3 separate regions of the Homo sapiens genome follow, and all the other regions are linked to region 3. A link is a contact called in ENCODE Hi-C or POLR2A ChIA-PET data. All regions are on one chromosome and are shown on one strand. Each heading gives the region's core, a stretch centred on a gene start or an enhancer-like site at or near the end of the contact. The rest is flanking DNA. Distances are from core to core; before and after follow the strand shown. Region 1 holds the start of CEP97 (centrosomal protein 97). Region 2 holds the start of NXPE3 (neurexophilin and PC-esterase domain family member 3). Region 3 holds the start of TBC1D23 (TBC1 domain family member 23).

Evidence for each region. A loop is a pair of places that touch in the nucleus more often than their neighbours do. ChIA-PET counts read pairs that join two places held with the same protein, here RNA polymerase II (POLR2A). Pooled maps may share reads with other maps.
Region 1: a loop to region 3 is called in a map of B cell, with 27 times the contacts of the local background. The contact joins the promoter of CEP97 here to the promoter of TBC1D23 in region 3. A Hi-C loop is called at or near these places in 1 of 168 maps with a recorded cell type or tissue (B cell) and 9 of 50 pooled maps. POLR2A ChIA-PET finds 5 or more read pairs at or near these places in 2 of 52 experiments (PC-9 and naive thymus-derived CD4-positive, alpha-beta T cell).
Region 2: a loop to region 3 is called in a pooled map, with 9 times the contacts of the local background. The contact joins the promoter of NXPE3 here to the promoter of TBC1D23 in region 3. A Hi-C loop is called at or near these places in 8 of 50 pooled maps.

What each region holds. Positions count from the first base shown.
Region 1 is chr3:101,723,286-101,725,985 of GRCh38, reverse strand. It overlaps CEP97 (centrosomal protein 97), which reads right to left and starts at 1,372. Exons shown (of 11, transcript NM_024548.4): 1 at 1,267-1,372. The coding sequence starts at 1,309. RefSeq lists enhancers at 1-505, 677-746, 1,027-1,396.
Region 2 is chr3:101,777,891-101,780,590 of GRCh38, reverse strand. NXPE3 (neurexophilin and PC-esterase domain family member 3) reads right to left here and starts at 1,380. Exons shown (of 8, transcript NM_145037.4): 1 at 1,267-1,380. RefSeq lists enhancers at 658-707, 1,272-1,566 and a silencer at 1,118-1,467.
Region 3 is chr3:100,259,681-100,262,380 of GRCh38, reverse strand. It overlaps TBC1D23 (TBC1 domain family member 23), which reads right to left and starts at 1,389. Exons shown (of 19, transcript NM_001199198.3): 1 at 1,310-1,389. The coding sequence starts at 1,362. RefSeq lists enhancers at 648-1,316, 1,092-1,581, 1,317-1,985.

The DNA.
Region 1 (2,700 bases), core at 123-2,622, 1.5 Mb before region 3:
AAATTATTGATTTCTTTTGGGCTCCCTTTTCTACTCTGTAAAGTGGGGATAATACCTGCCTTATAAATGTAGTTCTACAGAGAAAATGAGATAATGTAAAAAAAAAAACAAAAAAAAAAAGGACTGAGAACATCGCCTGGGTCATACAAAGTGCTCTGTAAATGTTAACTGCTATTAACAGTTAAGTAGCCCTGGTGGGCTTGAGAGGTGTGGTTTAAGAAAAGCCGATCTCCAAAGAGGGCGGGGCCAGAGAAACGGCCAATTTCAAATTTACACCCAGATTAGGACTACTGCAGGAAATAATTATGCCAGATTGCTCTCCTGGAGGATTTCAACGTTTTCCCGTTGTCTAATGGCTCTTAGCATGTGAGGAGTCGTGAGCCCCTCTGAAAAATTGATGAAAGGGGTGTGCTGTCTCAGAAAAGTGCACAGCCTTTGTACACAATTCCAAGGGGTCGACAGAGAGGTCTGAGAACCATCCACCAACTCTTCCCCCAAGAATTTACAGCTCCCAGAAAATGCACTCCTGGTCTAAGCCATGAAGACGGGCCTCGACCCCTGGGCCCTGTCCCCGATTTAGAGGACTGACTGCTGCCAAGCCTCGGAGCTGTAACCAAAACAAAAGCAGCTCGCGTCCGGCGCCCCAAAGAGGTAGGTATCTTCAGGCCACAGAAGCACCCACACAGTCCTGTGCTCTACTGGGCAGCGACCAAACTCGATCCTAGGACCCGTGTGCAAGAACAAGGAGTACAGAACTGCGGGCTCTGGATCATCCCTTAGATTTTATCACGGCCACTGGCCACCTCCGAGGAAGGGTTCAAAGCCAGACTAGGCAGCGGTCTCTGAGGGAAGGTTTTCCTGATGGTTCCAGGAACCAAGAAGAGAGGGAGATGTGTGAAGCGAAAGAGGGAGATCCCAAACATTTCGCTTAGGCACCCATGACTCAAAGTAAATGGTCAAGAAAGGTCATCGCAGCCCGAAATCCACCGCCTCCTCAGCATCGGGAGCGCGGGAGCCAGGGCGCCGGGCCGCGCGAAGGCTTCTGGGGGCTGTAGTCCCCCGCTCGGCCCTCACCGCGACGCCGGAGAGCTGGGAACGGCAGGTGAACTACAACTCCCAGAGGGTAGCCCGCCTCCGCGACGACCACAGATCCGCATCAAAAGAACTGGTCCAGAACTGCACATCTAAACCTAGGTTTTCTGCTCTCCACTATTTAATTCAGCTCCGTGAAGTAAACCTTAGGACTCGGGGTAGGGATCGCCTTACCTTCTCCGGGAGGCAAAGCCGCGTCCACGCGCGCCACCGCCATATTTGCTGCTTGCTAATAATACCAGGCAACCGTCCTCCCGCGGCTCTGTGGAGCTTGTAATCTGAAGGAGGGAGCCGGAAACTATAACTCCCAGGATGCACGGCTCCCAGACGGCCCAATTGGCTGCTTACGCCTAATGATGTGAAGCTGGAGTTAGAATCTGAGGGTAGTGAGCTCAGGGACCCTGGCCCACTCGCTTATTTGACAGATGAGTCAACTGCGTTATTAGATGATCATTTCACTTCCTTGTCCAGGCGTTTGCGAAATTTGACACTTTTACCATCGGGATGATTGTAAGGAAGCTACTTAATGCAGACTGCATTTTACAACTCATTGCTGGAAGTCTCTGTGGGGGCTGCTCCATTCTTTTGATAATTGTGAATAAGTTGAAAGTTTTCAACTCCGCTATAGGAATGACCGATCTTGTTGAGATCATAAAAGTGGATACATTTTATTTGAAATTTTAGTTAAGTAAAAGTAAAGTATGCCGAAATAGAAACTTTTATACAGTATTTTTAAGTGATTGTTTGATTGTTCTTGAATATTTGACAAATCTTTTGACTTACGGGTATAAGTATGAACCAAGAACTTTTCCAGGGAGTATTCAAAATAACTTTAAAATATAATCTCCAGGCCGGGCGCAGTGGTTCACGTCTGTAATCCCAGCACTTTGGGAGGTCAACGCAGGCTGATCACCTGAGGTCGGGAATTCGAGACCCGCCTGGCCAACATGGAGAAACCCCGTCTGTAGTAAAAATACAAAAAAATTAGCCTGGCGTGGCGGCGCATGCCTGTAATCCCAGGTACTCGGGAGGCTGAGGCAGGAGAATCGCTTGAACCCGGGAGGCAGAGGTTGCAGTGAGCCGATATCATGCCACTGCACTCCAGCCTGGGCAACAAGAGCGAAACTATGTCTCAAAAATATATATATTTTATATAGATATTGCATATATTATAATTATATATAAATTATATATTATATATGTTATATATTTAGATATTATATATTATATGTTATATATTTAGATATTATATATTATATATGTTATATATTTAGATATTATATATTATATATGTTATATATTTAGATATATTATATATGTCATATATTTATATATTATATATTATATATGTTATATATTTAGATATTATATATTATATATGTCATATATTTAGATATTATATATTATATATGTTATATATTTAGATATTATATATTATATATGTTATATATTTAGATATATATGTTATATGTTATATATTTATATATTATATATGTTATACATTTATATATTATATATGTTATATATTTATATATTATATATTATATATGTTATATATTTATATATTATATATTATATATGTTATATATTTATATATTATATATTATA
Region 2 (2,700 bases), core at 131-2,630, 1.5 Mb before region 3:
GCCCAAGAAGTAGCTTTTTTTAAAAAGGTCCCTAGATGATTACAACATACAGCCAAGTGGGAGAACCACTAGTATAGAGTGGCCAGGGACTGTTATTCGTTTCAGTTGGTAAAAGGATGGCCTTTCCAAAATGATGTTTGAATTGTAACTTAAATTGTCAGGTCAGGACAACCCAATTCCCAGGCAATGGGGAAGGCTAACCCCACTTCAGTGATTTATCCCTTCGTTTCCTTTCTCAGTAACAAATAACAGCACTCTATTGGCCCCAAAGAGATTGTGAGGATAACAGACATGGAAAAAAAAATACTAAACAAATTCAAAGAAAAGCAGAACCCAAACACTACGGAGAAATAGTATACTGCTGCCTCCAAACAATTATCAGGGTCTGGGAGTCCTGCCAGTTTCAAATATATCCTGATGTTCCAAATGATAATTAACCACAGTGAGGAGCGGGGAGGCCCACCAAAGCAGTGTGATTCTTTATCTTTAGGAAATGTGGCAACAATCCCCCTTTAATGTAAATAATGAAAAGCAAAGAAAATTTACAATTTTGCACAAATGCTGCATAAATCCTGCCTCGGAACCCCTCTTATTACCACCCTAGTGGCCTTTGATCAGGCAGAAATGGGCAACAGGCCAGGGTCTCCATATCACACCTTGTAAAGTTACACTCGTTTCTCCCCATACGACCTGAATCTGATGTCCCCAAACGGCAGCTCAGTAAGGCCAGAACAGTCCACCGTGTGACAGCAGCGCCAGCCAAGAGGCAGCTGGTGCCCAGAGCAGCGATGAGCCGAGAGATATGAGATGGGCAGGGAGGCGTCGCCAAGTGCTCCGCACCGGGTTAGTGAAGGTGCCTGGAGGACAGAAGTCTTTCGCTGCGGCGTGGAGGTCCGAACTGTACCGAGCTGTGGCGTTGCCGCAAGTGGAGGAAACTGAGGATGGAGATGCTCGCTCCCGGCCCCGCCCCGCCCCGCCCCGCCGGTACTAGCCTGGGCTCCGGCTTCTTAGCTGCGACGCTTTGGCAACCCAGGGCTCCAATTCTGCCTATGCCTTCGACCCGGGCCTCCCCTCCCTGGCACCTATGCCCACAGCCACGACTCCAGGGGCTGCACCTATCAGCACGGGGCTGGGGACTCGGGAGCAGATGCGCGCGGAGGGAGGGGCTTCGCAGTCTAGGAGCGCGCTGGCAGAGCCGGGCAATGGGTCGCTCCGCCCGCAGCGGCCCCTCCCGACGTCCGCACACAGACCACATCCAGCACTCACCTCCGGGACCCGCCCGCCCTTCGCTCTCCGGGGGCCAGGGATCCTGACGCCCCGGTCGGTCGCCGCAGCGCCAGGCCGCTAGCCCCCCGCTTCCTCACCCGGCGACGTCTCCTCACCTCCGACCCCCGGCTACGATTGGTGGAGCTTCGGCGGGGGCGGGCCGAGGGCGTTGACTGACAGCAGCACGCGCCGGGCGGAACCCACAGGCCTGGAAGCGAAGTTGGCACCCTGGCGCTCTACGCCGCCAAGCTCCTGCTCGCGACGCGACACTGCAGCTGTCGCCCCGCGGATCGAGGTCTGGCCCCTCTCACGACCCAACTCCTCGTGAACTTCGGACGTCTGAGTTTCCTGGGAGCATCCACCTACCTCAAGGCTTTTCGCTTGTCAGCGAAAGTGCCCACAACCGCAGTTGACTCTAGTAGGGCAGTCTTTCCTGTGGAGTGATGGAATTTATTGTGCCCTGAACCAGAGAAATGCGATTTGCCAAGTATAAGCACGGATATAGCGGATCCTTGAATCTTTTCCTTGCTTTGACATTAGTCAACAACTTCTACTCGCCAGTAAAACAGCCCGTTCCTTTTACTCTCACTGTACATGATGTCGGTCTCTTGGCAAAGCATACTTTCCTCACCCTCCACCATCCCCAATTCTGGGTTATCCTATTTTGGACATTTTTCTAACTGGTAAAACGTCGGTAGCAGTTTTGTGAAATTCAGGAACTGAGAGGAGTCCTGAGAAGACACTTGTTCAAGAAACCAGAAGGAATTGTGGGCTGCACCGTGTTTCTCTGTGCTTGGAGCACAGTGGGGTTAACACAGGCCCCAAAAGCAGGCCTGCCCCCGGACTATTACCCCAAGGTTTAAGAAAAATAATTAATGTACATGACAACTAAGTATTTTTCCATTTCTTGACCATAATGGACTCTGCATGCTCATTCAGATGTTTTCATGGCAGGCCTGCTTCGTGGGCAACCAGATCCGTGAATGGGATAAAAGGAAGTTCTGCCACAGGGTGGAAGATCTCTTCTGTAGTAATGATCTTCTTTTTTTTTTTTTTAATATACTTTAAGTTCTAGGGTACATGTGCACAACGTGCAGGTTTGTTACATATGTATACATGTGCCATGTTGGTATGCTGCACCCATTAACTCGTCATTTACATTAAGTATATCTCCTAATGCTATCCCTCCCCCCTCCCCCTACCCCACAACATGCCCAGGTGTGTGATGTTCCCCTTCCTGTGTCCAAGTGTTCATTTATGCAGCCAACAAACACATGAAAAAATGCTCATCAGCACTGGCCATCAGAGAAATGCAAATCAAAACCACAATGAGATACCATCTCACACCAGTTAGAATGGCGATCATTAAAAAGTCAGGAAACAACAGGTGGTGGAGAGGATGTGGAGAAGTAGGAACACGTTTACACTGTTGGT
Region 3 (2,700 bases), core at 140-2,639:
GACAGCCCTGGGGCTTAAATCCTACTTATTCTTCAAAGCCTAGTTGAAACACTGCTGCTTTCATGAAGCTTTCCCCCAGTGACTCCAACTGCCCCAGCCCCCACCGCCAACCTCTCGTAACACTTTGAATCACACTCACAAAGAATAAGATTAATTTTACCTTGTTACACCTTCCCAACTCCAACATAAGCAAGTTGAAGAAAAAAAAACTATATCTAGATCACCATGAAGTTTTCCTCTGACACCTTGGAGAGCCCAGCGCTACGGTAATGTTTGATGTCTGCTAATGGAGAGCTGAATTTCTTAATTACTAATTATCTATCCCTTTCAACGATTTCCATTTTTTTCCTCTGGGATTAAAGTCGATGTCTATCAATGTCCTGTATTATTTTTAAAGTGCCCATGAGCTGTACACATACAATATAACGAACAAGCAAATCCAAAACTAATACATGTGGTCAATACACTTAGATCAACTGTAAAATTTAGACAAGCCTCTAAAGGTCCCTTTTTAAAAAATGATGTTGTACAACCTAACAGTGTATCGTGAGATCAACTATTTCAAAAGTAGAAGCCTTTCCCAAAGATTAACACTGGGTGAGCAGTTTACCAAAAAATTATTGGCGGTCTTCCCCCACAATCCCGAGTATAAATCAGGTAAGCATGCAACAGCTTGGGTGCAGTAAGAGCAAAGTCCCACACTGCATCCAAAGCTCAGAAATCGAGCTGTGAGAAATGTGGTAGTAGGGGAAAAGATGACTTGCGTGAAGGAGACGAACGATGAAAACTGTTGGAATGCAAAACGAGATAACAGCCAGAATAAAAAAAAGTATACCAACTAAGTGGGAGGGATTCTCCTCGGGTCAACCTCTGAACCCTCAGGCGAAGGTCGCAGTGGTCATTTCAAAACGTCTTTTCTTCACATTGTATTTTAGTGACTCAGATCTGCATCCAACAAACTTCCTTCTTCAGCCTACTCCAACTCCCACAGCCAGGACTCCGGCCAAACCCAGCCCTGAAGCCACCCACTCCAGCACACTTTGGAGACTGACAGACGACACAGGAGGACCGTTCTGAGGCCCAGCACCTGGATGACACCCCTCTCCTTGGGAGTCCCGCCCCAGTCCCTTGGGCAGAACCAGGCAGGCAGGGGGCACCCAGCTGGCAGAGGGGTAGGGCAGGGCACCGGACTTCGCCTAGGACCGGCCTCTCCGTTCCATGCCGACGCCAGACGGCTCCTCGGGGACCGGCAAGATGGTGAGAAGGAAGAATAAAGGGGCATTGGAAATTAGCCCCGGCTTTCACTCACCAGCCGTCGCCGCTCGACGTTGGCAGCGGCGGCACATCTTCTCCTTCCGCCATTGCTGTTGACGTCCACGTCACTTTGCCGAAAAGTGGATCCGGCGCTGAGACCAACTCCGAGACTCAATGTCGTAAAAGGTCTTCGGAAGTCCAGCACTGAGCTTCCCCAGAGGGGAAGAAAGAGGGAGGTGGCAAGGGACTGGAGGAACGCAACGTCACGGCGTCCCGAGGCCGAAAGGCAGCGTCTTGGGGGAGGAGACTTGGTGGAGGCAGCTGCCCCTCCAAAGACTACATGTCCCAAGATGCCACGGTGCCGCGGGCGGGGCGGGGCGCGGTGGACGCCGTCCCAGTTGGAGGCCTTGTGTGACAAACAGCGTGTCTTTTTAGCGTCCACTTAGCGTCTTCATTCCAGCTTGGCGTCGAAATTAACAAAGTTAGAATTTACAGTCCTAACTATTGGAGAAAGCAAGGGAAATGGGAATTGACATAGGGAAGGCGGACGTAGGAGAAGAGCCACAGTTCAGTAATTTCCTGCTGTAGCAATTTAATTTGAAGAAAGAGTGGGACGTAAGGAAAGGGGCAGACCACCCCTATTTGTGAGGCCCCGTCAAAAGTGTAAATGAAGGCCCACATACTTTTTGACTGAATATTTAAAAGTTGTAAATGAAGCTATATACTAAAGGAGATACGTTCTAGCCTCCTACCTTAAATATATCTTCCTAACAGTCTGGAAGATCAAGTCCGAATTTAGAATTCTAGGACTGGAATTCCAGGCAAGCAGAGCTGCCAAAATCCTTCTCTACGCGTTCCACTTCCCCTTTACACCGCATGGGCGGACACTTGGCCACCGCCGGGGCCTTGGGGTGAGCACACGCTCAGGAGGATGGACCTAAAGAAACGCTTTTGCAAGCCCTGAAAACAACAGTGATGAAGTAGAACTGCATGTAACAATATGGATACATCTGAAAAATACGCTGTTAAATGAGCAAAACAGATTGCAGACGGATAGGTAAAGTATGGTATCATTTATAGTTGGTGTTTAAAAGACAATATATTTAAAATAGATCCATATGAGTTTAAAATGCAGGAGAATGATATATAGAAAACTCGGAATGGCAGTTACATTCAGGGAAAGGGAGGAGTTTCCATGAATTTTTAAATATTTATTAAGGGCCCCAAGGTGGCCACATAGGTGGCCAGTGTTCTTTATAGAGTCTATACTTAGGTATCTAAAATGTTTCATAGTTTCAAAAACTATTTGTTTTAAATAGATACAAAACAGTACAGCTATCTCATTTACAACCAAAAACATGTTCACTCTCTTCCCTAAAGGGAAATAATACAGATCTGCATGGTACTGCACCCACTTCCAAGGCCCGGATCTCTGTAATGTTCAGT